Linked DNA regions of Homo sapiens: regions 1, 2, 3, 4, 6 and 7 are each linked to region 5. Evidence: chromatin contacts called from ENCODE Hi-C or POLR2A ChIA-PET data. All regions are on one chromosome and are shown on one strand. The core of a region is the stretch at or near the end of the contact, and the rest is flanking DNA. Distances in the headings are between cores, read along the strand shown.

The links. A loop is a pair of places that touch in the nucleus more often than their neighbours do. ChIA-PET counts read pairs that join two places held with the same protein, here RNA polymerase II (POLR2A). Pooled maps may share reads with other maps.
Region 1: a map of aorta shows a loop between it and region 5 (13-fold over the local background). The contact joins the promoter of TRAFD1 here to the promoter of SH2B3 in region 5. A Hi-C loop is called at or near these places in 1 of 168 maps with a recorded cell type or tissue (aorta), 7 of 37 single-sample maps with no recorded cell type and 14 of 50 pooled maps. POLR2A ChIA-PET finds 5 or more read pairs at or near these places in 1 of 52 experiments (GM12878).
Region 2: a map of naive thymus-derived CD4-positive, alpha-beta T cell shows a loop between it and region 5 (4-fold over the local background). The contact joins the promoter of PPP1CC here to the promoter of SH2B3 in region 5. A Hi-C loop is called at or near these places in 1 of 168 maps with a recorded cell type or tissue (naive thymus-derived CD4-positive, alpha-beta T cell), 3 of 37 single-sample maps with no recorded cell type and 9 of 50 pooled maps. POLR2A ChIA-PET finds 5 or more read pairs at or near these places in 3 of 52 experiments (BJ, OCI-LY7 and WTC11).
Region 3: a pooled map shows a loop between it and region 5 (5-fold over the local background). The contact joins the promoter of NAA25 here to the promoter of SH2B3 in region 5. A Hi-C loop is called at or near these places in 1 of 37 single-sample maps with no recorded cell type and 6 of 50 pooled maps. POLR2A ChIA-PET finds 5 or more read pairs at or near these places in 2 of 52 experiments (naive thymus-derived CD4-positive, alpha-beta T cell and naive thymus-derived CD8-positive, alpha-beta T cell).
Region 4: a map of naive thymus-derived CD4-positive, alpha-beta T cell shows a loop between it and region 5 (14-fold over the local background). The contact joins the promoter of PPTC7 here to the promoter of SH2B3 in region 5. A Hi-C loop is called at or near these places in 1 of 168 maps with a recorded cell type or tissue (naive thymus-derived CD4-positive, alpha-beta T cell), 1 of 37 single-sample maps with no recorded cell type and 11 of 50 pooled maps.
Region 6: a pooled map shows a loop between it and region 5 (21-fold over the local background). The contact joins the promoter of RAD9B here to the promoter of SH2B3 in region 5. A Hi-C loop is called at or near these places in 9 of 50 pooled maps. POLR2A ChIA-PET finds 5 or more read pairs at or near these places in 2 of 52 experiments (HepG2 and activated T-cell).
Region 7: a pooled map shows a loop between it and region 5 (4-fold over the local background). The contact joins the enhancer-like site here to the promoter of SH2B3 in region 5. A Hi-C loop is called at or near these places in 16 of 37 single-sample maps with no recorded cell type and 5 of 50 pooled maps. POLR2A ChIA-PET finds 5 or more read pairs at or near these places in 1 of 52 experiments (activated B cell).

Annotation. Positions count from the first base shown.
Region 1 is chr12:112,123,663-112,127,108 of GRCh38, forward strand. It overlaps TRAFD1 (TRAF-type zinc finger domain containing 1), which reads left to right and starts at 1,898. Exons shown (of 12, transcript NM_006700.3): 1 at 1,898-1,956. RefSeq lists enhancers at 1,623-1,917, 1,895-1,944, 2,355-2,424.
Region 2 is chr12:110,741,578-110,745,043 of GRCh38, forward strand. PPP1CC (protein phosphatase 1 catalytic subunit gamma) reads right to left here and starts at 1,314. Exons shown (of 7, transcript NM_002710.4): 1 at 1,076-1,314. The coding sequence starts at 1,130. RefSeq lists enhancers at 1,039-1,547, 2,309-2,893 and silencers at 1,185-1,244, 1,405-1,544.
Region 3 is chr12:112,107,278-112,111,058 of GRCh38, forward strand. It overlaps NAA25 (N-alpha-acetyltransferase 25, NatB auxiliary subunit), which reads right to left and starts at 1,506. Exons shown (of 24, transcript NM_024953.4): 1 at 1,439-1,506. The coding sequence starts at 1,496. RefSeq lists silencers at 1,276-1,355, 1,376-1,455.
Region 4 is chr12:110,581,548-110,585,296 of GRCh38, forward strand. PPTC7 (protein phosphatase targeting COQ7) reads right to left here and starts at 1,771. Exons shown (of 6, transcript NM_139283.2): 1 at 1,262-1,771. The coding sequence starts at 1,484. RefSeq lists silencers at 1,404-1,553, 1,594-1,923.
Region 5 is chr12:111,404,433-111,408,084 of GRCh38, forward strand. It overlaps SH2B3 (SH2B adaptor protein 3), which reads left to right and starts at 1,491. Exons shown (of 8, transcript NM_005475.3): 1 at 1,491-1,845. RefSeq lists silencers at 970-1,129, 1,250-1,829.
Region 6 is chr12:110,500,576-110,504,067 of GRCh38, forward strand. It overlaps RAD9B (RAD9 checkpoint clamp component B), which reads left to right and starts at 1,756. Exons shown (of 11, transcript NM_001286535.2): 1 at 1,756-1,808; 2 at 3,231-3,301. The coding sequence starts at 1,763. VPS29 (VPS29 retromer complex component) reads right to left here and starts at 1,536. Exons shown (of 4, transcript NM_016226.5): 1 at 1,474-1,536. The coding sequence starts at 1,476. RefSeq lists an enhancer at 1,365-1,504.
Region 7 is chr12:110,675,337-110,678,866 of GRCh38, forward strand. All of the region lies in intron 3 of HVCN1 (hydrogen voltage gated channel 1), which reads right to left. Among named protein-coding and RNA genes, the nearest start is that of HVCN1, 12 kb to the right of the region's middle. RefSeq lists enhancers at 1,987-2,126, 2,177-2,536. Within about 2 kb of position 2,140, at least 9 of the 41 ENCODE cell types and tissues checked have a DNase peak (open chromatin) inside an H3K27ac peak, as active enhancers do.

The DNA of each region.
Region 1 (3,446 bases), core at 648-3,147, 720 kb after region 5:
ATGTTTGTCAGTATAAATTGTGGCATATCCATGTGCTATGCTACTTGGCACTGAAAAGGAATAGACTTGATATTATCAACAGCATGGATAAACCTCAAAAACATTATGCTGAGTTAAAACACCTTATTCATAAAAGAACACACTATATGGTTATCTTTTTTCTTTATATATACTTAATACATTAATATACTTAATTCATATTAATACACATTTTTTCTGATTGCTTTTTAACTGTTAATGATTGTGCTTTCTTTTGAACTCCAGTAAGTTTTGTTATTAAAATGTAACATACAATGTAAAGTGCTTAAGATATAGGTGTGTAGCTTAATAACTATTTACTAATTAATCCATCTGTGTTAATCACTTTGCTGATCAAGATATAAACATTTCTAGAAAATCTTTCTCATATCTCCTTACAGGCTATATACCCTCTGAATGGAACCAGTTACTTACTTCTCTCACTTTAGGTTAATTTTCCCTGGTTTTAAACTTTATATGTTTGGAATCACACAAGTTATATTGCATATTTAAGCTAAATATTTTATCTTGTTATAAATATTGCTTTGAGACGGAGTTTTGATTTTGTTGCCCAGGCTGGAGTGCAGTGGCTCAATCTCGGCTCACTGCAACCTTCACCTCCTGGGTTCAAGCGATTCTCCTGTCTCAGCCTCCCAAGTAGCTGGGATCATAGGCGCCTGCCACCACGGCCAGCTAATTTTTGTATTTTTAGTAGAAACGGTGTTTCACCATGTTGGCCAGGCTGGTCTTGAACTCCTGACCTCAGGTGATCCACCAGCCTCTGCCTCCCAAAGTGTTGGCATTACAGGCGTGAGCCACCGCGCCCAGCCTGTTAGATGCTTTTCTTGCTTAGTACTATCTCATTAACATTTTGCAATTATATTATATTATATTATATTATATTATATTATATTATATTATATTATTTTTGAGACGGGGTCTTTCTCTGTCCCCCAGGCTGGAGTGCGGTAGCATGATCAGGGCTCACTCCAGCCCTGCCTCCTGGGCTCGAGGGATCCTTCCACCTCAGCCTCCCAAGGAGGTGGAACTACAGGTGCGTGCCACCACGCCTGGCTAATTTTTGTATTTTTTTTGTAGAGATATGGTTTCATTATATTGCCCAGGCTGGTCTCTAATTCCTGAGCTCAAGAGATCCACCCGCCTTGGCCTCCATATTTTGCAATTATAATCTGCAATGGAATCATAATTTTAAATTGCTGTATTGTTTGTAATATGTGCTTGGTTATACTTATATAATTATAAGTTGGTTTGTAATATGTGCTTGGTTATACTTATATAATTATTCTCTCCTTTATTATACATGAGGTAAGAGAAGCTCAGGGAATCCATTCAGGCAGCAAGTGGAGAAACTAGCTCTCAAACCTGCATCTCAGGCTCTCATTCTTCCACTGCAAAAAAGCAAAGTGCTCAAAAAATATGGTCACAGATCTGCAGAAGTCTTGCACAAGGGCATTATCATAGCAATAAGAATGACTAATAAGTATTAACGGCCCATGAGAAAAGAACAAATACCATTAATTATCTCAATATATTAAGCATATTAGTAATGTTTGTACAGAATTATTCATGCAAATATTATTAGCCTGTGTCGGGGACAGTTGCTAAACTCAGCAACAGGCTCACAGCTCAGCTTCGTGCCTCTGGTTCCAGATGTGCAGGGGCCAGGGCTTCCAGGGACACGCCCCCGTGGGCCTCCAGGGAGCCAATCGACGCGCAGAAGGCGGGGCCCTGGGAGCGACAACGGTGTTATCCAATGGGCCGACAGCTGGAGCCGCCCCTGGCCAATGGGCGCGCTCCTCCGCGATGGGCGGAAGTGGTGAGGCAGCTCTGAGGGCCGTTGTTCAGTGCGGGGTCTGACAGAGGAGGCTCCGTGTCTGCAGCTAGTGTGTCAACTCAGCGTTTCTCCTCTCGTCCCTGGTGAGGTGTAGCGGCGGCACGCGGCTGGAGATCCCCTGTGGCCTCCAGTTTAGGAAGGGTCCAGCATCCCAAGGGAGGGGTGTGTGGGCGAGGGGTCTCTGGGCCCGGGGTCGCGGCTGTGAGGAGAGGATGCCCGCGCGGCGGCATCTCAGGCACCTGGAGGAGGCCGCGCTTTCTCCTCAGGGAACCGGCGCCTTGGCAGCCCCCGGCGACGCCGCCCCCTTCGCGGCCTAGGTTGGTCTGGTGAGCCGGGAAGCGGGCGTCGTTCGCAGCGCCGCTGTGACCACCGCGTCCCGGGCGGAGCTGGGCTCAGTGCCGGCCTGGGCCTAGAGTCCGAGCCTCGAGCTGCCGGCGTGGGGGGTCGCGAGTGGCCTAATGCGGCCTCGAAGCCGAAGGACCCGAGTCCGAGCTCGCACTCCGACCCGCTGGTGCTGTGGAAAACTCAGGTGGCCTTCCGCTTTCGTAGCCTCTAAAGTGGGGACCAAGACTTTCACCTCTTAGGATTGTAGTCGGGATTAAAAGATTTTCCCGGTAAGCGTTTGGCAACTGCTATTATTTGAGAAGCCGCTTACTTCTTCACTCCCCATCACCGACCTTCCTGGGGACGGGGGCGATTGGAAACTGCCTTGGGGTATCTGGACCCGGCAGGGGAAGCTCCGCCGCCTCGGGCAGAGGGACGGTCCCCTCTGCGGACTAGAGAGATCTAGCTGACCCCCAACAGGCTCCTTATAAGCTTGAAGACTTTTCTGTGCCTCAACTCTTCCGTGCATTCGCCCGTTTCCTTGACCCTTTGAAGTATTGTCAGTCCTCTGCCTGAAGAATCTGAGGCCCAGAGAGGTTAAATCTGGCAGAACCAGCCAGACCTTGACCCCCAGAGGGGGACCCTGCAGGCTACCCCCAGTCTCCTTGCATCTAGAAAAGCAAGCACCTGCTACATCTGAGCTCTGGCCTTAGAGTTGGCCAGAGTGGGCTGGAATAGAGCACACCTGAAATCAGTCGGACAGCCTTCCTTAGTTGCCATTTCATATCAGAGTGAATATCTTTTTTTTTTTTTGAGATGGAGTCACCTTCTGTTGTTCAGGTTGGAGTGCAGTGGCGAGATCTCAGCTCACTGCAGCCTCCGCCTCCTGGGTTTAAGTGATTCTCTTGCCTCAGCCTCCTGAGTAGCTGGGATACAAGCGCCCGTCACCACGCCCAACTAATTTTTGTATTTTTAGTAGAGACTTGGTTTTGCCATGTTGGCCAGGCTGGTCTCGAACCCCAGACCTCCAGTGATCTGCCCACCTCGCCCTCCCAAAGTGCTGGGATTACAGGCGTGAGCTGCTGCGCCCAGCCCAGAATGGGTGTCTTGAATTATGTCATTCCCTAGTTTAAAGCCCTTCAGTGGTTTACCATTGAGCTTGGAATCGAATCCAATATTCTTTCTGTCTGATATGACAAGACCTTCTTGAGTCATTCCCCTTTTTTATTATGCTCTTCCAGATCTGCCT
Region 2 (3,466 bases), core at 64-2,563, 660 kb before region 5:
TCAATTGCCAGGCACCTCACAAGTCTTAGATGAGCCGAAATTTAAAGCTTTCTATTAACCTTTACTTAACCACTGGCCACCTTCCTTCCTACATAAGGTGACAGTGTTGTCTGTAGAGGGTTCTAGCTCCCGGCTATGTGGATTTGAAATCCAACTGTCACTAACTGTGTGACCTTGGTTAAGTGACTTCATCTCAGTTTCTTCTGTAAAATAACAAAAACAAAAAAAATTGCAAATATCTTGCAATGGGTGGGAGAATTAAATGAAATCTGTCTTAAGTGCTCAAAGAATGCCTGACACACAGTAAGCGCTTTAGAAGCGTCAGTTATGATTACAGTAATAATTCATGGACGCAAAGTGCTTAAGACAGAGCCTGGCACATTGGAAAGATAATGATAGCGTCAGCCTCGTTGGCTTCCTCTTCAGATGCACGCTCAGGAAAAGAGCGCGGAGACCTCTCCAAGATTAGAACAACTTAAAAGGATTTGGAGGGCAGGCGAAGACAGGTTCTCACACCTCTTGAGACATGAACGCTTGTTACCAAGTAACAAGAAATGGGCCCCCCAAGACCCCAGAACCACGAAAAATAAAAATAAAAGCAAGCAGGAAAAGAGCCCCCAAACCCGGCGGAACTCATGCCCTCATCAAACTGCCTTCCGAGAGGACGAGCACCGAAAAGTCCATCTCGCACAGCACGGCACACGTCGTCCAGGAGGCTGGACTGGGATCCCCAACCATCGCTCCAAAGACCCGTCCAGTGCGCGGGGGCAAACGGGTAGGGGCGGGAAACGTGGGGGTGGGGAGCGGAGTTTTCAAATTCCACGGCCGGGAGGAAGCCTGCATCCTCGTGCAATGAATGAGCGGAGCCTGGAGGGTCCGCAGCTGGCGACAAGTTGGGAATCCCGGGCTGGCCTCCCTCCGGCTGCAGTCCCCGGCCCGTGGGCCAACTCGAGGAGCTCACTCCCCACGGTGCTGCAAGCCCAACCGGCCTCCCAACTCCCCTCCCTCGAGCCCCCGGGGCCGCCTGCCGCCCTCAGGCCCGCCTCCCCCTTCAGCCGCCCGCCGCCCCCCTTACCTTCCAGCAGCCGTTGGATAATGCTGTCGATGTTGAGTTTATCTAAATCCGCCATCGCCTTCCCACCGCCGACCCTCCCGCAGCGGCGCCGCCGCCGGCTCGCGCCCGGGACTCACACCTCCTTTCCCACGCCACGAGCAGAGGCGGTGGTGGCGGCGGTGGCAGCAGCCGCGGCGGGTCCCCCCCCTGCCACCCCGCTCCCTACTTCCTCCTTCTCTCCCCACTGGAACCACGAGAAGAACAAAATGGCCGCCGACTCCTTAGACAGCCTCGGGCGGCGCACGGATGCGCGCGGGGAGTGCAGCGGCCCGGCCGGGACTTCTTTATGGGCCATAGGGGGCGCGGGAGGGGGCGGGGCCCGGGCGCTGGAGGGGGCGGGGCCCGGGCGCTGGGCGGGGCGCAGATGGCTGAGCGCAACCGCGTCCCCGCATGGGATCCTTCCGCCAAACGGGCCGAGTAAATAGGCCCGCCCCCAATGCCGGGCCCGAGCGAGAGTTGCAAAGTTGCACGCGGGAGTTGGGGCTGGGGGAGGAAATGCAGCTGTGCACACCGCCGGTTGCGGCCATCGCCGGATCTTGTGCATTGAGTCTAGATGTTTGCAGACCTGGACAGGTGGGAGCTCACCGAGGGATTTCGGGGGTCCTGGAACTTACCCTTTAAGATAAATCTGGGGTGAGGATGGAAAAGAATAATAAAGAAAAGAAGGTTGACTTATTTTGGATTCAGATATACTGGAACTTGGGACAAGAGAAAGGTTTATTTGGTAACTAAAAAGAAAAAACCCTCTTTCAGATAAGTCAAAATGTAACAGTTAACTCATTGTGAGTGGTGGGTATATGGGTATTTGTATATATATTTTTTGTGCACTTCTGTAACTTTAGGGGTAAAAAATCCATACTCAAAGAAAATTTTATCATTTCTGTCCCTTGGATTTATCTTCCCTGAACTCGGAAAGTTATGTAATCATCGGGACGGTTATCCCGATTCTAGCCAGGGCAAAGTTGAACGAGCGCGTGCAGCAGTTAAAAGGGGAATTTGCAGATTTCACGCGTGCAGGCCGGGGGCGGGAAGAGAAGATGCAAGCTGCGCGGGCGGTCCTGGGTTCTGCAGACACCCGAAGAAACTTTGGCCCATTCCTCTCTGGCTTCCCAGCCTCCCCGAGGGCACTCCTATCCAAGGGGCCCCCAAACTGTGCCACCTCCAGGGGCTGCGCGTCGACTTTGGCTGGGTTTGGAAGTACAGCCCACACTCAGCAAACAGATCGGCTCTCTTTCCTGACCTTTCCATGTACGTTGCTTCCTGCAGCGCTTTACATTTTGCAAAGCCCCCTCTCTCCGAGAAATTCATTTTGTTTCCCAAGGCGTGCAGGATGCACGAATCCCCATCTCAGTATGCCACGAGGTAATTGCACCACCCAGGCATCCTCTTCCAAAGCAATGTCCTCAGGGTGCGGGCTCCATGTCCCCTTACTTGGGCCCCCTCGCTACTGGTGCAGGGCCCTTGAGTTTCAGAACTCAGCCTATCGATCCACTTTCCTCAGGCACTAACTCACTTTCCCCTGCTACAGCTCTGTCCACCAGAAGTCACATAAGTGCCATTTGTCAGGCCAAGGCAATGAGCCCAGTTGGTGACATTCGGAGTTGGTGCCCAGCGCTGCTGTGAACATCTGGCTATGGAGGTCAGGGGGGGCTCTTGCTGGAGTCCACAGGACTTTGGGCTACTCCAGGGCAGGGTGCATCATCGGAATGGCATTTAGGGTAGAAATATGAAAGACAGCAATTCATTCAGCAGACAAATATTTATGGAGTACCCACTCTGTGCCAGGCATTGTTCTAGACAGGGAAGCAGGGGTGATCAAGACAGACAAGGCTTTTTTCTATGGAGAGTCATTTAGTCAGTCAGATGGTAAGCAAAGATGCAAATAAAAATATCAGCTTCTGATAAGTGCAGTGGAGAAAAATAAACAAGAAAAAAAATGCTACTGTGTTCATTTCTTAGTATGTGCCAAAAAATGATCTCATTGAATCCCCAAGATAATCCTAGGAATTATGTCCTATTCCTATCATCCCCATTTACAGATGAAGAAAGTGAGGCACAGAGAGGCTAGGGTGGTTGCTGAAGGTCACACAGCCAGGAAGTTACAGAGTCAGGGCTGGAACTCAGGACAGCCTGAAACCACAGCCCTCGTTCATATTCAGTAAAACCCGGCAGTGAACCCCCAGCAGTGTTCACATCCCTGGCACATACTGGGCACATATCAATTTGGAACCCAGTGGAATGACTGAATTGTGTCTCTGCCCACAATACGAGTGCCATAATTTTCCTCATGCAAAATGGCAGGTGTGTTAACCTCTTGCAACATCATCAGGGCTGGAGGAGGACTTCAGACTG
Region 3 (3,781 bases), core at 256-2,755, 700 kb after region 5:
CCTGAAACAGTCCACAGGGGTTCAAATTCTAGCTCCAAGAAATACTAACTGAGTGGCCTTAGACAAATTACACAACAACAATAAAGCCTCAGTTTCCTCATCTGTTTTTTTTTTTGTTGTTGTTGTTGTTAAAGGGTTCAGGGGCAGGAAAAAACAGTAGCCACCTCTTGAGAATGGGTGAAGATTATATTAGATAACCCATATAAAAGGCCAAGGCCAGTGACTGTCATAATGAGTCATCTATAAACCTTAGCTATAGGATTGTTGCTAAAATCAAATGAGATGTGAGAGTAAAAAAAAAAATCACACAAATTATGAAATAAAAGCCGGACTAACTGTGGCCAGAAACAAAGTTAACCACCGCCCCCCGCTCCCAAAACGATTCCCACCTTGGAGAGAAGCCTCCAATTTAGTAACATCCACATGAGGTCTATAAATACGATGTCTACTTTTGTAAAAACCACTGACCTTGAAGCTTCCTCACCATTAAGTGAGATAGACCAAGACCATAAAACCATCTAAGAGGAAAGGAAATGCAAAAAGGACCAATCCAATTACACATTTCGGTTATTGGAAAAGGGTTTCTCCCAAACTCAAAATCTGTGATTTTTCACTACCAGGGTAAATGGATGAGATGACATCAAGGTCTTCAAGTCTGCGGGTTGAGGTAAGAGTTGTGGAGAGGGATCTGCTTAGCACAGGGAAGGAAAGCTGCAGAGAAAACCACAGAGAAGCTGCAGAAAGGAGAAGCCCTCCAGTAGCTCTGCATGCCCCTCTGACACGAGCTATCACAATCTCTTCACCGCTATTTTAGGCCCAAGACCCCCTCCCCCCGCCTCCCACGTGTGACCAGAGTAGCTGCTTCTCCACCCAACAGCTCTGGATTGGGAGCCTGGAATCTCGGGCCTGCTCCTGACTCGATCTGGGTGACCTTGCGTCAGCCCCTTCCCCACTCCGGACCTCAGTTTCTCCTATGCACCGAAGCCCACCTAGTCAGACAACCCTCTAGGCCCAATTCCCGTAAATAAAAAAAAATCTCTGGTAGGGAATCTTCCCTCAGGCAGGGCGTCCCACCCTCGTGCCGGAGCCGGCTTCCACCTTCGGGGAGATCTCCGGTCTCCCTAGGAGCGGCGGTAACGATGCAGCCTGCGGGTAGCGCAGGTGTCTGCAGAACCACGCGTCCCACGGGGCCTGCCAAGCAGGCCAGCTCTGCCGACCAGCTGCTGCCCAGACCGCGCCACTACCACCCCAAGGCTGAGGAAGGTTGGGCCGGCGCCTACGCGAGGCCCGCGGCTGCGGCCTAGTGGCCCGCGCGGCCCGCCCCCCTGCGCCTGCCCGGCCCGCGCGCCGGCCCTCAGCACCCCTCCTGGGCTTTCGCCCCAGCCTCGGCAGCCCTCGGCGCGTCGGGCTGGCGAGCGGGCTGGTCCAAGACACTCACCGTAAATGGGCCGGAGGCGCCTGTCGTTAGGGTCCTGCACATGGCCCCGCGTCGCCATGATGACAAGCGCAGAACCACAGTGCGCACGCGCGGGGCAGGACCCCGGGAAAGGGCTATTAAAGGGCCAGCGTCGATCTCGCTTGTCTATCACGATAGTCGCGGTGCTGCGACTGAACGCGCCTGCGCGGAAAGGGAAGCATCCACCCTTGCCGATTGCCACCTCTTTAAACGCTGTTCCTTCACTTAGCAGGTGGGATCAAGCTGGCAAGAGGAGGCAGCTGTTGCTGTTAAAGTCTTCCGAGTCACTGACTGGGAAGTTAGGAGAGGAGGGGAGAAAGCTCTCAAAGTTAGGGTTCGGCTGCTCCTGTTTATCCTATTTATTCTCCGTCCTGAAGAACCAGCTAGACTTGGCTGTGATTAATCGCAGAGGAACCAGAAACTCCCGGGGGAGAGAGACCCAGGGGAAAGTTGGGGAAGCGGGGCTGATCAACAGCAAAAATCTGCCAAAAAAGTTCGAGAGAGCCGGGCGCTGTGGCTCAGCCTGTAATCCCAGCACTTTGGGAGGCCGAGGCGGGCGGATCACAAGGTCAGGAGATCGAGACCATCCTGGCTAACACGGTGAAACCCCATCTCTACTAAAAATACAAAAAAAGTTAGCGGGGCGTAGTGGCGGGCGCCTGTAGTCCCAGCTACTCATGAGGCTGAGGCAGGAGAATGGCGTGAACCCAGGAGGCGGAGCTTGCAGTAAGCCGAGATCGCGCCACTGCACCCCAGCCTGGGCGACAGAGCGAGACTCCATCTCAAAAAAAAAAAAAAAAAAAGAAAAAAGTTCGAGAGCCCTCCACCACCTGTTCCTGGACCAAACTGAGCGTCAGGCTGCTGTTTCTCCTGGTTCAGTAAGGAGATGCAGATGAACTGGAGAGGAAGCGAGTTTTTATTTCTGCAACCAGTTACAGGGAGAAGGCCTGGAAATTATCACCAGACCAACTTAAAATTACAAAGCTTTCCAGAGCTTATATACCTTCTAAGCTATATGTCTACGTGTAAATGTGCATTCATCTAAAGACATAAGTGATTAACTCGCCGGGCGCGGTGGCTCATGCCTGTAATCCCAGCACTTTGGGAGGCCAAGGCGGGCGGATCACGAGGTCAGGAGATCGAGACCACGGTGAAACCCCATCTCTACTAAAAATACAAAAAATTAGCTGGGCGCAGTGACAGGCGCCTGTAGTCCCAGCTACTAGGGAGGCTGAGGCAGGAGAATGGCGTGAACCCGGAAGGCGGAGCTTGCAGTGAGCCGAGATCCCGGCACTGCACTCCAGCCTGGGCGAGGGAGGCTCCGTCTCAAAAAAAAAAAAATAATAATAATAATAATTGATTAACTCACTTTAGTCTATAACTAAGGTTTGAGTCCTGAAGACTTTCCTTTGAAGCCTCAGTAAATTTACTTAATCTAAATGGCAATAGGTGCTGGGGTGATTATCCTTATCTTGCCTCCTACTAAATCACGGAGGTTTGGGGAGTTACTTCAGACCCCCAATAAAATTTGTTTAATCCTAAATGGGTCCTGTTAGGAATTCTTTCGTTATTTTGTCATGCTTTAAGGCCAAGGAAAGGCCTAGGCAAAACTCTTGGTGGGCTTTTGTTACATTCCATCCTTTGTATAAGGGCACTGGCTTTTTTTTTTTAGCTTTTAATATGTAACTTAACCACTCAGTTAGTACTGAAACAGTTGTTATGGAGGCCTGTGTTAGTGAGACCTGGCCTGCCACACACCCTTCTCCCAGGACTCAGCCAACAAAGAAGCATCCTAGATGAATACTTACTCGGTATCTGCCTAGAGTATTTAAATGCAAGGTCTTTACATTTATTCTCTCATTTAATTTTCATAACTGTCATCGTATTTCCCTGGGAGGTAGATCTTATTATTACCTCTCTTTTTACAGATAGATTTATTCGTACAACACTGAGTTATTGAGTGCCTATTATTTGACACACTCTTGTTTTAGGCACAGAGGATACATCAATAAATAAAATAGACAGAGACTTAATGGAGTTTTTATTTGTAGTGAGGGAGACAGACAATAAATAAGTAGATAGCCTATTACATGGTGATAAATGCTACTGAGAAAAATAAAGCAGGAAAGGGGGGCAGTGAGAGAGGGAGGTAATTTTAAATAGTGTGGTAAGGCTGGCTTGGTGGCTCACCCCTGTAATCCCACCACTTTGGCAGGCCAAAGTGGGTGGATCACATGAGGTCAGGGGTTCAAGACAAGCCTGGCCAACATGATAAAACCCCTTCTCTGCTAAAAATACAAATATTAGCTGGGTGTGGTAGTGTGA
Region 4 (3,749 bases), core at 521-3,020, 820 kb before region 5:
AAGTCTCCCTCTCATGTTAATATCAATAGCGTTGCCTAAACATTAAATGCTTTTTCTTCAACCCAGGTAATGGGGTCATTCATAAATTAAACTGAGAACAACCTTTCCAGTCCCATGTTCACAAACACTACATGTAGTAGAACCAAAGATACTAGGCAATTATTCTGAGATCAGATTAAAAAATAATTACTGTCATAAAAAAGTTACAGAATCATTTGTTCCAATGCCAAACTCTGCCTCAGCATATGAAATTTAAAGTAACCAAAAACTTAGTCTCACCTGGGAAGGGAAATCAAAGTGACATTTGAACCCAAGTTCAATGACAACACGTCCTTCAATTTCAAAGCGAGCGCATTGCTTTATTCATTCAAAGAGTTTTAACGGCACAATATCCCATAGCATACACAAAATCTCCTAAGGCGTACATTATGGTAAAGTTTCTGACTGCTTGTGAACTATATTTAGCCCTTTCTGCCAGCTCTCTCCGTAGTCTCCCACCCCCAAAAGGTATAACTGGAATAGGCCTCAGGGAGCACCTGTGGCCTGAAAAGGCTGTGACCAATCCTCAGAGCTTTACCGGCTGCAATCTACAAGTAGGCTCGACCATTCTATTTTGGATCAAGGAGACTCTGCCAACCCCCAAGTGACCGCAAGTGGACAAGATCAATTTGGGAGAAAACGCTGTGAGGGTTTTTTCGCCAAGCCAGCAGCCCCCACCGCCACACTCCGAAAAGGGTGAAGATTTGGTTACCATCCAGGCGGCGAAAGAATACGGCCGGGCTGTCTGGGGGCTCACGACTGCCTGTCGGCCGGCGATCCCGCAGCCTGGGCCGGGCTGTGGTGTCGGGAGCACGCGAAGAGGCAGGGATCCCCGGGGCATGCGGAGAGGGAACCAGAACGAGGTTAGGAGCCTGCAGGTGTCGCCCAGGGAGGGGACGAGGTCGCCCAGGGCTGGCACGGCCGAGTGAGACCGAGAGTGTGGCTCTGGACTCGGACAGACCGGTCACACTCTCGGGTTGTGACCTTGAGCACACGACTTGACCGCTGTGCGCCTTAGTTTCCTCCTCTCTAAAATGGGGGTCGTTCAAGCGGAAAACGCGCCTCGGAGCGCTTGGCACGGCGCCTGGCGCATAGTAAGCGCTCCCTCCATGTGAGCGCTCTGGCTCCTTTCGCCGCCGGGAGGAACTGGGGAAGCCCCGCGCGGGGAGTCCCCGGGAGGCGGATCCGAGGCTGGGGCAAGGGAACCGGGTCGGGGACTCACCGAGCACGTCCGCGGAACGGTGCCGGGCCACGAAGCACGCGTCGTCCCCGTAGCACGCGCCCTTCTTGAGGAGGCCCTTACGGAAGTCCTTCCCGAAGCCGCAGCCGGCCGTCACCAGTCCGTAGTCGCCGCCGCCGCCGCCGCCGGCCCTGGGGTCGGTCTGCGAGAGGCCGCCGAGCACGGCGCGGGCCACCAGCCGCCCGTACGAGAGGACCGAGAACATCGCCGCCGCCGCCCCCCCGAGGAGGCGGGGGGCCGGGGGAGCAGGAGGACGCGGAGGCCCGGAGCCGGCTCTCTCCTCAGCCGCAGTCGCGCCGCCGCTGGGGCGCTCCTCAGGGCGGCGCGCAGTGGCCGCCGCCGCCCCTGCCCGACGCGCGGGGCCTCGCACGCGCTCAGCCGCGCGCACCGGAGCCAGAGCGAGGTCAGAAGCGGCGGCTCCTCCGCCTCAGCCCAACTGAAGTCCCGGCTGCAGCGGCCGCCGCCGCCGCCGCCATCTTCCGCTCCACTAGCGTGTTCCGGGCGGTGCCGGCAGCACCGCCCCCTCCCTGGCCCTGCCCCTAGCCCCGCCCCGATTCACCGCTCAGGCCCAAGCCCAGCCCCTTGGGCTCGCTGCCTTATGCAGTCACCAAGGTTGAACATGCGCAGAGGGTGCGGACGCAGTGTCTCTTGGGAATTATAGTCCCGGAGTCGTAGTCACTTTTGACTTGGCTGCCAAAGATTTAGGACCTAGGGGGATTCCTCAGACGCGGGACCTATGTTAAGTTAGTAGGAATTGCAGGTGGGCCACGTGAGGGTTTTCTACCCTGTTTTAACCGTATCTTTTAAAGCCTGTTTTAAATAAATAACGCCACCATTCCTTTAAACAAAAACCTGCAAGAAACCAGAATGGAGTCACATAATGAGAAACAGAGGTACACAGATCTAGTGACACCTCCCCAAGTAATATACTGGAAGGATTTAGGGCGGCAAACTGTTTGGAAAGAAGAGACTTTTTGTAGTCTTTTAGGAAAAATTGAGAAAATGTTATGTGTCCCTATCAGAGTGGGAGGGGACACAGATGGTGTCATGTCCCTTTTGCTAACTGGCCTCTAGCCATGCTCACAGCTGTCTCAAGACCTTTGCCCTTGCTTTCGCTTCTACCCTTTGGAATGTAATTCGTTTACCTGAGGGTCCTGTGTTTTCTGTTGCTGTATCCCCAGAACACGTGAGCACCCAGTAAATATGTGAATGAATGAAAGAATGAATGAATATTTCACTAGATTCTAAGTTTCCCAAGGACAAGGATCATTTGCTGCTCAATTATTAGAATCTAAAGCAATGCCTGGCACACAGTAGGAGAGTGTGTAAATGTCTGTGGAATAAAAGAAGGAATAATGGGCTGGGCGTGGTGGCTCACACCTGTAATCCCAGCACTTTGGAAGGCCGAGGTGGGCAGATCACTTGAGGTCAGGAGTTCAACACCAGCCTGGCCAACATGGTCTCTACTGAAAATACAAAAAAAAATTAGCTGGGCTTGGTGACAAACGATTGTAATGCCAGCTACTCAGGAGGCTGAGACAGGAGAATCGCTTGAACCTGGGAGGCAGAGGTTGCAGTGAGCCGAGACAGCGCCACTGCATTCCAGCCTGGGAGACAGAGCTGGACTCCATCTCAAAAAAAAAAAAAGGAAGGAGTAATGGAATAAGAACACAAATGATAAAAGAAAGTCATGTTTGTTGAATACAGGAATGATTGAGTGAATGGGGTTCACAAACAACAGAAAATGAGCTTTGGGGCAAGTAATTCAATTTAGAGTAATTTTTAGTTTGATTGAAACATATATTTCTCAGAAACAGCAGTCTTTTTCTAGTTCACTTTTAACAAGACCATTGTTACTTTGGGGATTCCCACCTCGTTTTTAAATGGTCCTTTTTTATGCTTTCTTAATATATTTAAAATGCTGCCAACTATCAACTCAACACATATTATTCCGTTATCCTAATTACTGTCATCATTAAACACTTTTGCAGTTCACAGTGTGCCAAGTACTGTCTATATATATGTTTCTGTCTTTAAGAGCTTTCATCAAAATTGGACGGAAGAAATGACTTCACGTAGTGGCATTTTGTCAAATATACAGAACCCAGAAAATGTTCATTTACTGGATAAATGGTATAGTAATGACAATAATGCATTCACACCTTCCTTTTTTTTAATGGCACAAGAATTGGAGAGTGCCCAGAAGAGGGGGTAGTGCCTCTCGGAATCCTCTACTTGGCATTTATATTGCTGCCAGCTGTGCTAAAGGTAGCTCTTTCAAGTACACATACCACTACCAGATCCCAGTCAGTCTGGCAGGTAATTCTACCCCAAGGACAAACTTTTTAAAATAGCATGTCAACCCTATTTCTTGCCTCGTCAAACTCCTTCAGACTGCTCCTACTTTTCCTTTTCAGGGCATATATTACCTAATTTCCATGTCAGTCACAAGAACTGGTTTGATGGGATG
Region 5 (3,652 bases), core at 241-2,740:
TTTTGTCATTGTCATAGCTGATCCCACTTGCTTATTCGTGCCTTATGTCCCCCCACTAGAATATCAGCTCCACGCAGGCAGGGATATCTGTGTTGTTCACTGCTGTGTTCCCAGCGCCTAGAACAGTGCCTGGAAATGTGCGGAAAGCAGATTTTTGTGGCCTTTTTCTTCAAGGTCATTGGACACCAGGAATCCTGTAGCAGACCGCTCCCTTCCCCCATCTACTCGGAGTCTGGAAATCCCCACCTTCTGGGGAACCCCTTCCTGTAGTTCTAAGGTCAGGACTGGGGCCGATTTGTTTAACACAGAGAGCTTCCTGGAGCCAAGCCTCGAGCTAACTGCTTTAATGCATTAACTCACTTAATTCTCACTGCCAGGAGAGTGGGTACACATTATTTCCATTTCATAGGCAAGGAAGTGGAGAGGTACGGAGAAGTCAAGTCATTTGCCCGGGTAGGAAGAGGGGGAGGCAGTGGAATGGAGACACTTGCTGCCTGGGAAGACTCGAGGTGGCCCCTCCAAGCTGGGGGCGTGGGCGACTTGTTTCCTGTTGGGGGAGGGGGAGAAGAGTACATTCCTCCCTCCCCGCCCTCCCACATGTTGGGGGAGAGGCTGGCTGAGAGCATGTCCCACTCCGGACTAGGGGGAACCCCACTGTCCGTCTCAGCTCCCCATGAGGCCGTGGAGAAAATGTAAGTAGCCCGGGGGCGGGCAGGGGGGTGGGCGCAGAGGCCACGGAAGCCAGCGGTCGGAGAGGGCTTCCTGGAGAAAGATGCACCCCTCCTAGAATTGGGGGACAGGACGGGCGGCCGGAGCGAGGCTGGGCTATACGGGCACCGGCTGTAGCAAAGGCAAAGCTGAGGGCTGGGGCCAGAACCCAAATCGGGGGCCTGGGGCCGTGGCGGGTCGGGTCAGCATGATCGCAGATAGTCAGGGTCGGGCAGGGCTGGGCTCCCTCCCTGGGGCGATGATGAAAGCCGTGGTCGCTATTGCACCGCCCAGCCCTGCGGGCACTGATAAGGCCCTGCAGGAGGGAGTCAGCAAGGGCGCGCCCCCTGGAGGCCAGGCCCCTCGACCCTGCCCGCCCTAGGCCCCGCCCCTTCATCTGGCCCCGCCTCCAGGCGCTGAGGCACCTGGTGACCTGCCGGCGTTGAGTGGGTGGGGCTAAAGTCGCCCCGCCCCTCCGATCCTCACTTCTATCTTCAGACTGTGGGACGCGAAATCGGGTGGGCACGTGGTGGGCGTGGCTTCGCAAGGCCTCGCCTTTTTCCGGACCCGCGCCAGGAGAGCCCTCCGACCCTGGCAGCCGCGGACTAGCGGGATTGGTAGGCGGGGCCAGTCCGGGCTCCGCCCTCATGGCCCGCCCCTCCAGCCGAATCTCCGACTCGCGCGCGGCCTGAGGCGTGGCTCCTGGTGGCCCCGCCCCTGCCCCGCCCCTGTCGCGGCCGGCCTCCCCCGCCGGGCTCCGCTCGCACGGCCGGTTCCTCTTTACATAACGGCGCGGGGCGGCATGGGCCCGGGCCACCGCCTCCGCCCGGCTGCCCGCCCGGACTGTCGCGGCCCGCGGTGGCGACGGCGGCCGCTGCAAAGTTTCCCCGGCGGCGGCGGCCCGGGGGCGCATCCTCCCGCAACTGTCAAGCGCTGGCGGCGGAAATGATGAGGCGCTGGCCATTTTCCGAGCCCGGGTTTCCTGCCTGAGCCCCGCTCGAGCGAGCCGCGAGCGAGGAGCCGGCGGGCGGGAGAGGACGCGCCCAGGGCGGGGGCCCGCCCGCCCCCTCGGGATTTCGAGGGCCCGGGGGCGCGCGACGCCATGGGCCGGCCGGGCCCAGAGCTCCTGTCTCTCAGGTGAGCCCGCGTTTGCCCGCGCTCCCCTCCTCCGGGGCCGGGAGGGCTTTTGTGGGGAAAGAGGAGGCCCCGTGTCCAGTTCTGCCCGGGCTCTGCGCGTCACCCCCAGCCCAAAATACTGCCCTGCAGCCAACTCGGATGGAGGCGTTCCGGGGTGACGGCTCCCAGCGCCTACGACCCCCCACTCAGCCACTACCCCCACCCACACACGTGTTAGGGAGAGCGTTGGGGTAACTGAGGCCGTGGGATGGGGGAGAGGGCATCGCTGACGCCCCCAGCCCACCCTACGGTAGCCTCGCCGGTTGGGGGCGGCCCTCCCCTCAACTTGTGCCTGGGGAGGAGCGGTCAGGGGTCACCCATTGCTACCCTGAAAGTGAAAGTAGTCAAACTGAGGCTGTGAGCACAGATGAGCCCTTGGGTGTGGGGGCAGCGGGGGAGGATGCGCCGGCCCCTCCCCACTCCCCATTCCGGGCCATGTGGCTAAGAGGGTAGCGCCCTGATTCAGGAAGCCCCTCTCCCCAGTTCCTGCACTGCCGAGGTCGACCGGGCCAGGCCCCCGCATGCTGCTGAATTGGGCGGTTCACCAGGGCTAGGCGTCCCAGAGACAGGTTTCTGGTATTGATCCTCTCACACCTCTTGCCTGGGGTTCCCTGGGAATCCCCCGACCAAAAAACGTCTGGAGTGGGTGTTGGTCTTCTAGATCCGCACGGTAGGGATGGTATTTCAGAGGTCTCTGATGCCTGGTGCAGAAATCCCCTTCCCTCCCTTCCCTCCCTCCGGCCAGGGGAGCTTTGTTTTGAGGGAGGGGGACTGCATTTGAGGAACTGGAGAGGAGGGTCTGCCTGCCTGTCCCGCTTCTTTTTTTCTTTAGTTTCCTCATTCTCCTGTTTCTCTTCCCCATTCCCAGCCACAATGATGTAGGTGAGGAGGTCACTGCCTGCAGCTGGGGGCCTCCAGGGAGGGGCACGGCCAGGCTGGGCTGAGTGGGAGGAAGTGAAATCTGGTGGGGGGTTCAGAGCAGAGGCCCCGGCAAGGCAATGTCGGCAAGGCCAGCTTTGGTGGCAGGAGGGACCGAGATCTGACCCGCAGCCCCTCGCCGGGGAGATGACAGTTCCCTAACACCGGCTAGCAGCCAGGCCTCAGGGCCCCTGCCAGGGCAGTGGGCCTGTGGGTCTCCAGGGATGCAGGCGCAGGTTGTGTCTGGGTTTCCCATCACTGACCTGGCTGCCTGAGTGGAAACAGCTCTGGAGGCTCCTCGGGACCTGCCCTCGTGGAGGGAGAGCCGTCAGAGGCCACCTGGGCAGGCTGGGCTCGGAGGATGAGAGCCAGGGCCTACTGGGGGAAGTTGGAAGGGTTTTTAGTGCACTTTTCCTGAGCCTTTTCCCACTACCCCCTCTGGGAGGGAAAATCCTTCTGAGCCAAAGGGTGAGCATTCCTAGAACTTTTGTGAGTCCCTGTGGGCCACAGAGCGGCCAGCTGGGAAGGGGCTGGCTCAGAGCATCAGCAGCTGGGGGCTCAGGGTCTGCAGGGGCTCAGCAGGAAGTGGAGGAGGATAGTGAGGAGGGTCCTGGAGACTGTGCTTTGCTACTCCTATTGCCTTCGTTCAGCTGAAGGCGTGGGCAAGTGACTCTGCCCTCAGTTTCCCTCTGTGTAAAATGGGGGAGTAACAGGTTTGCAGTGGAGATTTAATGAGCCAGTGTGTAATGAGCACCTGCTGCCTGGCAAAGAGAGGTTCAGTTGCAGGTGGTGGTGGTGGTAGTGGTGATTTTATCATTGCCTTCATTAGTGTTACTGTTATTGGCTATGA
Region 6 (3,492 bases), core at 506-3,005, 900 kb before region 5:
TTGAAAAGGCTGTTTGTCATGCAATAGTAATAATCTTAAAAATGCATAGCTTCTTTGGTTTCCTTGTAAAAATAAAAAAGAATGCAATAAATGCCTGTCAGAGGTAGACGTCCCTTTACAGCCAACCTCCATCAACACAAATATGAAGATAATCACAGCTCCATTTCAAACAATTGATTTTTTTTTTTTTTTTGAGCAGCAGCAAGATTTATTGTGAAGAGCGAAAGAACAAAGCTTACACAGGGTGGAAGGGGACCCGAGTGGGTTGCCCCAAACAATTGACTTTTTAAGAGTCAAAGGCACCTTTGAAAATATGATTACAGGCCGGGCGCGGTGGCTCACGCCTGTAACCCCAGCACTTTGGGAGGCCGAGGCGGGTGGATCATCTGAGGTCGGGAGGTAGAGACCAGCCTGACCAACATGGTGAAACCCCGTCTCTACTAAAAATACAAAAATTTAGACGGGCTTGGTGGCGGGCGCCTGTAATCCCAGCTACTCGGGAGGCTGAGGCAGGAGCTGAGGCTTGAACCCGGGCGGCATTGCAGTGAGCCGAGATCGCGGCATTGCACTCCAGCCTGGGCGACAGAGCGAGACTCCATCTCAAAAAGAAAGAAAGAAAATATGATTACAGCTCTGAGTCCTCTCTAGTAGAGGCCCCCAGTTTTTATGTAGGAAGGTCTGAGGGGCACCAAACTACTGGGGGTGAAGGGGTGATTGCTTGAAGGTGGCTGGGGGAGACTAGGTAAGTCTCCAACACCGGCACTCTCCCCAGAAAAATGTGTATATTCACAAAAATTTCCCAACAGTTTCAATGAGTTCACACATCATTAAGGAATCCTACCCTAAAGAGGCGTAGCAACCCGTGGAAAGAAACAGTTCCAGCAATTGCAAGCGCCAAATCCCGCCCTCTGAGAGCACACCTGCTCATCTCAATGGCAGCTAGATGTTATTTCAGGAGCGAGGAGGGTGGTTTATTCCCTTTCCCTAGATGGCAAAGTTAAACGGGTACGAAATTCTGCTCGCTACTTCCTGTTCTGCATTCGAGAGGCCAGCTTCCACCACTACACCCCAACCAGCGGGAGGTGCTTTTTGCGGGAAACGAGTAGGAACCGTCTGGAAACGGAGGACCGTGCCCCTATCCCCGGAACATTCGAGGTATAGGACCAAAGGCCTTCCCTGGCTCGGGCGTGCGTGTCTCGTGACAGGTCGGGCTGCTAGAGGGGCCTTTTTACCCCTTGGATGGCCTCTGGCCCCTTGGGGCCGGGATACGAGACCTAGGCCAGCCGCACCCAGAGGTGGCCGCTCCCTTCCTTCCCTAGACCTCTTCTGGGCCTTTCCCAGGCCAGCGCCTGGGCCCTGACGCCGAGGCCTCCGGGATTTCCCAATTCCTCGCCCTCGGCCTCCCCACGGCTCCCAACAACGCAGCACCCCACCCGAGAGCCAGGCCTTGGTCGCCGCAACTGCAGCCCTCACCATCCTGTCACCGGGCTCCGCTCAGTCACCACCACCGTCGCCGCCCTCTTCCTCAGGCTCCTCGGCGACCCGCCCACTTAACCGCAACCAATGAGAGCAGAGGGAGACAGAAATTGCCGTACGGAGGCCCGCACGGACCCTTCTCCGCCGTAAAGCCGTTTGGGAACTTGTGGAGGCGGGGTGGTAGAGTGCAGAGACGAGATCGCGAAGCTTTGAAAAGCGCGGGCAACATCCGGGCACCTGGGCCGTCGAGCTGAGGCGCGCCTTCCGAGCCTGCTTTTTAGGGCGGATGGCAGCCATGCTGAAGTGCGTGATGAGCGGCAGTCAGGTGAAAGGTGGAGCGGCCTTTGTTGTCTTCCCATTTAGCAGAGAGAAAAGCAGACGTTAATAGGTCGTCCCTACCATTGTCTAATTTTTCCTCTTTGCCTTTTTGCGCAATGACTGAGGACGCACGCCCTGGCCACAGCCCCACCCACTCAAGTCCCTGTTAACTTCTGAGGGGAGGATGAGGACCCATCTCGTGTGACTTAGAGGCAGATGTAATATGGGTGGTATCCGGGAAATAGAGTTGTACCATCGGGCCACAAACTCGGGATGCTGAGGACTGCATGGGGAAGAGTTGAGAGAAAAAAATAATGCTTGGACAGTAAAAGTATTTTTGTGCCAAGAGAACAGCATTAACCTGGTTTTTTTTTTCCCCAGATTCTACCATTTTTAAAAATGTATGAACTTGGAAAAGTCACTAAATCTCTTTGGGGCTCAGTTTCTAAAACGGAAACAGGGGTAATGACAGCACCTTCGTCACAGAGTTTGTTTGGAGGCAATGAAATGGAAATGCGTGTAAAGAGCCCAGTAATAGATGGAATGTACAAGAACTATTAGTGTTGTAAACGGCGCTTTCAAAATGGAAGTTAGGCCGGGTGCAGTGGCTCACGCCTGTAATCCTAGCACTTTGGGAGGCCAAGGCGGGTGGATCACCTTAGGTCGGGAGTTCGAGACCACCCTGACCAACATGATGAAACCCCGTCTCTACTAAACATACAAAAATTAGCCGGGCTTAGTGGTGGGCGCCTGTAATCCCAAGCTACTTGGAAGGCTGAGGCGAGAGGATCGATTGAGCCCGGGAGGTTGAGGCTGCAGTGAGTTGAGCTCGTGCCACTGCACTCCAGCCTGAGTGTCAGAGTGAGACTCTGTCTCAAAAAAAATAAAAAATAAAAAGAACATTAACAATGTCGTACGGGATCAGACTAGTGTGTTTTCCAGCCCTAAATGTGTTCTGTGGTGGGGAAATCTGGCTGCCCTCAAACATCAGAGATGTATGTTGGATACCCCTAATTTCTCTCTCATGACTTGTTGTGACTTGGCTATCAAGCTATTAAAACCACTTCAGATTATCTTCTCCATGCACTGTTTTCACAGTTTTTGGGGGGTCAAATACATTTATCTAAATCAAGTTGTAAAATACATTAGTATGGAAATTGGTTTGCACAGTAGCTCCATGCAACACTGTAAACATATAGAAGGACAAATTTCGGTCAATTTTATCATTTCACACACTACAAATTTATTGAGCCCTGACTATGTGTCTGGCATTTTGCCAAGGGTATTATACTGTATTAAAGTAATGTAGCATTAGTCTGTAAGATACTGTTATTTTTGAATTTCTCTTGAGTCCTCTGAATGCTGAACTAGTCTTGTGATTTGTTTTTATTGTTAGAGGGAAAGAATATAAGCATCACCTTTCTTTTTCTCCATAGTATTTGGGAAAGCAGTTCAAGCTCTATCACGAATTAGTGACGAGTTCTGGCTAGACCCATCTAAAAAAGGTGTAAGTAAGAAAGTTAACAGATCACGTATCAAGGCAAGAGGAGATGTTTAAAGATCCCAGTCCAGATTGAATGTTAACTAGGAAATCCAGAAATTGTAATTATCCCTTTCACTGTTTATCTTTATTTTACATATCTGAATACACTTAGAGCATGGTAAAGTTGAAAATATGCAGATAAGCTTGATTGATTT
Region 7 (3,530 bases), core at 890-3,389, 730 kb before region 5:
TAGTCCCAACTACTTGGGAGGCTGAGGCAGGGGAATTGCTTGAACCTGGGAGGCGGAGGTTGCAGTGAGCCAAGATCGTGCCACTGCACTCCGACCTGGGTGACAGGGCAAGACTCCATCTCAAAAGAAACAGAAAACCAAAAATAAAATAAAATCATAAGTAAGTGATAAAGCCAGCACAGGAACTCAAGTCCGCTAGCTTTGTTCTTTTCTCTGCCAATACAGAGAAAAAAATGGCAGAAAAGTAGATTTTTTTTTCAGCAACAAAAATGACATTTTAGAGATGGGACTGGGAGTGGTGGCTCATGCCTGTAATCCCAGCACTTTGAGAGGCTGAGGTGGGTGGATTGCTTGAGCCCAGGAGTTCAAGACCAGCCTGGCCAACATGGTGAAACTCTATCTCTACTAAAAATACAAAAATTAGCTGGGGGTGGTGGTGGTGCATGCCTATAATCCCAGCTACTTGGGAGGCTGAGGCATGAGAATCACTTGAACCTAGGAGGCAGAGGTTGCAGTGAGCCGAGATAATGCCATTGCACTCCAGCCAGGACAACAGAACAAGATTCTGTCTCAATAATAATAATAATAAAATAAATAAATAAGAGATGGGATCAAGGTTCTGAGATGCAGTCTTACCTCCCTTAGCAGAGGAGCAAACTGAAGACTGCAACATGGTAACCACCACCTGTCAGTGGACAGTCCACAGACTTGCAGCTGGGTGTGCTGCTTCCTGGTCCAGGGTCTTAACACCACCCAGGCAGGGCCAGAGCGGCTGTCCCCAGTCCTAGCTTCACTCATCCTCCCCTATAGCCCTGTCCAGCATTAAGCCTGGTGCATTTCAGCAACTAAATGACCCCTGATCTGCCACCTACTTCCCCCACCCTCTGCCACTGCCCTGGCCAACCCCCTGCCTCACTTGGAGGCTGTCGCAGCTCCTCTCTGCTCTCTCCTTCCCTGCTGCATTCTCCATCAGCTGCAGGAGAGCATCCCTCCAAGCATGACTACATCACTCCCTGTGCAGAAAAGGGCCAGCCCAGCGGTCCCGAGGCTGCCTTCCTCAGACAGGCCTGCCTGGCCTCCACTGGCATCTGGGAATTTGGACTTCTGGAAAATTCCCGCCATTCCCTGATAAGAGCAGCTCATTGTGCCTAGACTGCTTGTGGAAACAGCATGGTTTATGCTGAACTCCTACTTTCATTTGGAGAGTATGGAATTTTTCTAAGTGCCAGGCAGAGGGTACCTCTGTGCCCAGCTCCAATGAAAACTCTGGGCATTGGGTCTCTAAGGAACTGCTCTGCTTGCAAACACTTCACACATCTTGTCACAACTCCCTGCTGGAGGAAATAAGTGTGACCCCAAGGACCTCTGCCCCCAACCCAGGAGAGGGCTCTGGAAGCTTGTGCCAGGTTTTTTCTGAACTTCACCCCACGTGCCTTTTCCCTTTACTGATTTTAATTTCAATCCTTTTGTGGCAATTAATCTGAGCCAGGAGCACATCTGCATGCGAGTCCCACAGGTCCTCCTAGTGAGTCACTGACACTGGGCATAGGGTCTCGGGAACCCTGACACACTCCCTTATTTAAAACTTTTGGCTGGGTGCAGTCACTCACACCTGTAATCCCAGCACTTTGGGAGGCTGAGGGGGATCACTGAGTTCAGGAGTTCAAGACCAGCCTGGGCAACAGAGTGAGACTCCGTCTCTACAAAAAAATCTAAAAATTAACCAGGTGTAGTGGTGCTCGCCTCTAGTCCCAGTTACTTGGGAGACTGAGAGAGGCGGATCGCTTGAGCCCAGAATGTTGAGGCTGCAGTAAGCTGTGATCGTGTCACTGCACTCCAGCCTGGGTGATACAGCAAGACCTTGTCTGTTAAAAAAAAAAAAGACATCAATGCCTCCCAGAAGCCCACTCCTGTTTTGCACGCTCTATCTAGCCTCTGTCTGCCCATCTTCTCACCTTCCCTCTCACCTCTGTCCCCACTCTGGCCACATTGAGCCTTTCATACTTGGCTGGTTTCTCCAACCACAGGACCTTTGCACACGTGACTTCTTTTGCGTAGAATGTGCAACCCCCTTTCACCCTGTCCTCTATCTTCTTCTTCATCTCAGCTCTCAGGAGCTGGCCAGGCCTTCCCCATCACACTCTCATGTGGCCCAGCTGTTCACAGCATGACCTCTGTGCCTGGCAGACCACAGGCTCCTGCTAAACATACCTCCTGGATGGTGGAAGGTGGAATGAAACCCCTGAGCAAATCTCTTCTCTGTGGGGAGGCAAGAGGACTCCAAGCAGCAGGCTCAGCTGCCCCCAGCACTTCTCCCTTCCTGCCCCAGGGGATCCGTGTTCTGAGGAAGGCCTATTTTTAAAATCAGGGAAGTCTTTAAATAAGTGTAGAAACTTTTCCTTCTCTAGGGTGGGGAGGAAGTCTGAGGTTCATGAAAACAACCACCGTGACAGCTGATCAGCTCTGGCAGGAGGAGCTGCTTACAGGCTGAGGGGCTTAACTGGCAGCCCAGGTTCCCCTAAAGCCATGCTCCCCAACTGTCTCCTTTTCTATAGGGTTAGGAACCCTCCTGCCTGATAGATGAGCCGGTCAGCCTGGTGAGATGATGGCAGGGCTGCATACAGACTATATGGGACATATTTACAGGAGTAGGAACTGTAATCATTCCAACTATCCCCAGAATACCTGCTATTTAATATTTTCTGAGCTCTGTGCAAAGACCTTCATTAACATACTGTAACAAGCCCATGAGGCGGGGACTGCAATGTCTCTGTTTATGGATGAGGAAACTGAGAACAGAGAGGCCAGTGACTTGCCCCAGGTCACACAGCCAGCGAGAAGCAAGGCTAGGATTCCAACCCAGGCTGCCAAGCCCAGCTCCCCCTCCTCCTGCGGGACCCCTCATGAACACTGCCCAGCCCTGCACCCTCCTCACAGCTGGGGAAGCCCCATGCTGGGAAGGGAGTTTGGAGCGGTGTTTCTCAATAAGAAATCACATTTCATACCCTGCATCTCAGTACACACTGACTTGTGTACACACATTCCATAACTAGCACTGAAGTTACTATGTGAGGCGCTCTTATTTTCCATTTCATTCTATTTCTTTTTTTTTTTTTTTTTTTTTTTTTTTTTGAGACAGGGTCTCACTCTGCCACCTAGGCTGGAGGGCAGTGGCATGATTAGGACTCACTGCAGCCTCAACGTCCTGGGCTCAAGAGATCCTCCCACCTCAGCCCAGGAAGTAGCTGAGACTACAGGTATGCACCACCACGCCTGGCTAATTTTTTGTATTTTTAATAGAGATGGGGTTTCTCCATGTTACTCAGGCTGGTCTCAAACTCCTGACCTCAAGTGATCCGCCTGCCTTGGCCTCCCAAAGTGCTGGGATTACAGGTGTGAGCCACTGCACCTAGCCCTATTTCATTTCTTAAAAGGTCGACTGTAGCCCACTCAATGGATTTCAGGACTCACCAATGCGTTGAGTTTAAAGACACAGTTTTGGGGGGACACGCTTTGCCTATTTCCCTGGG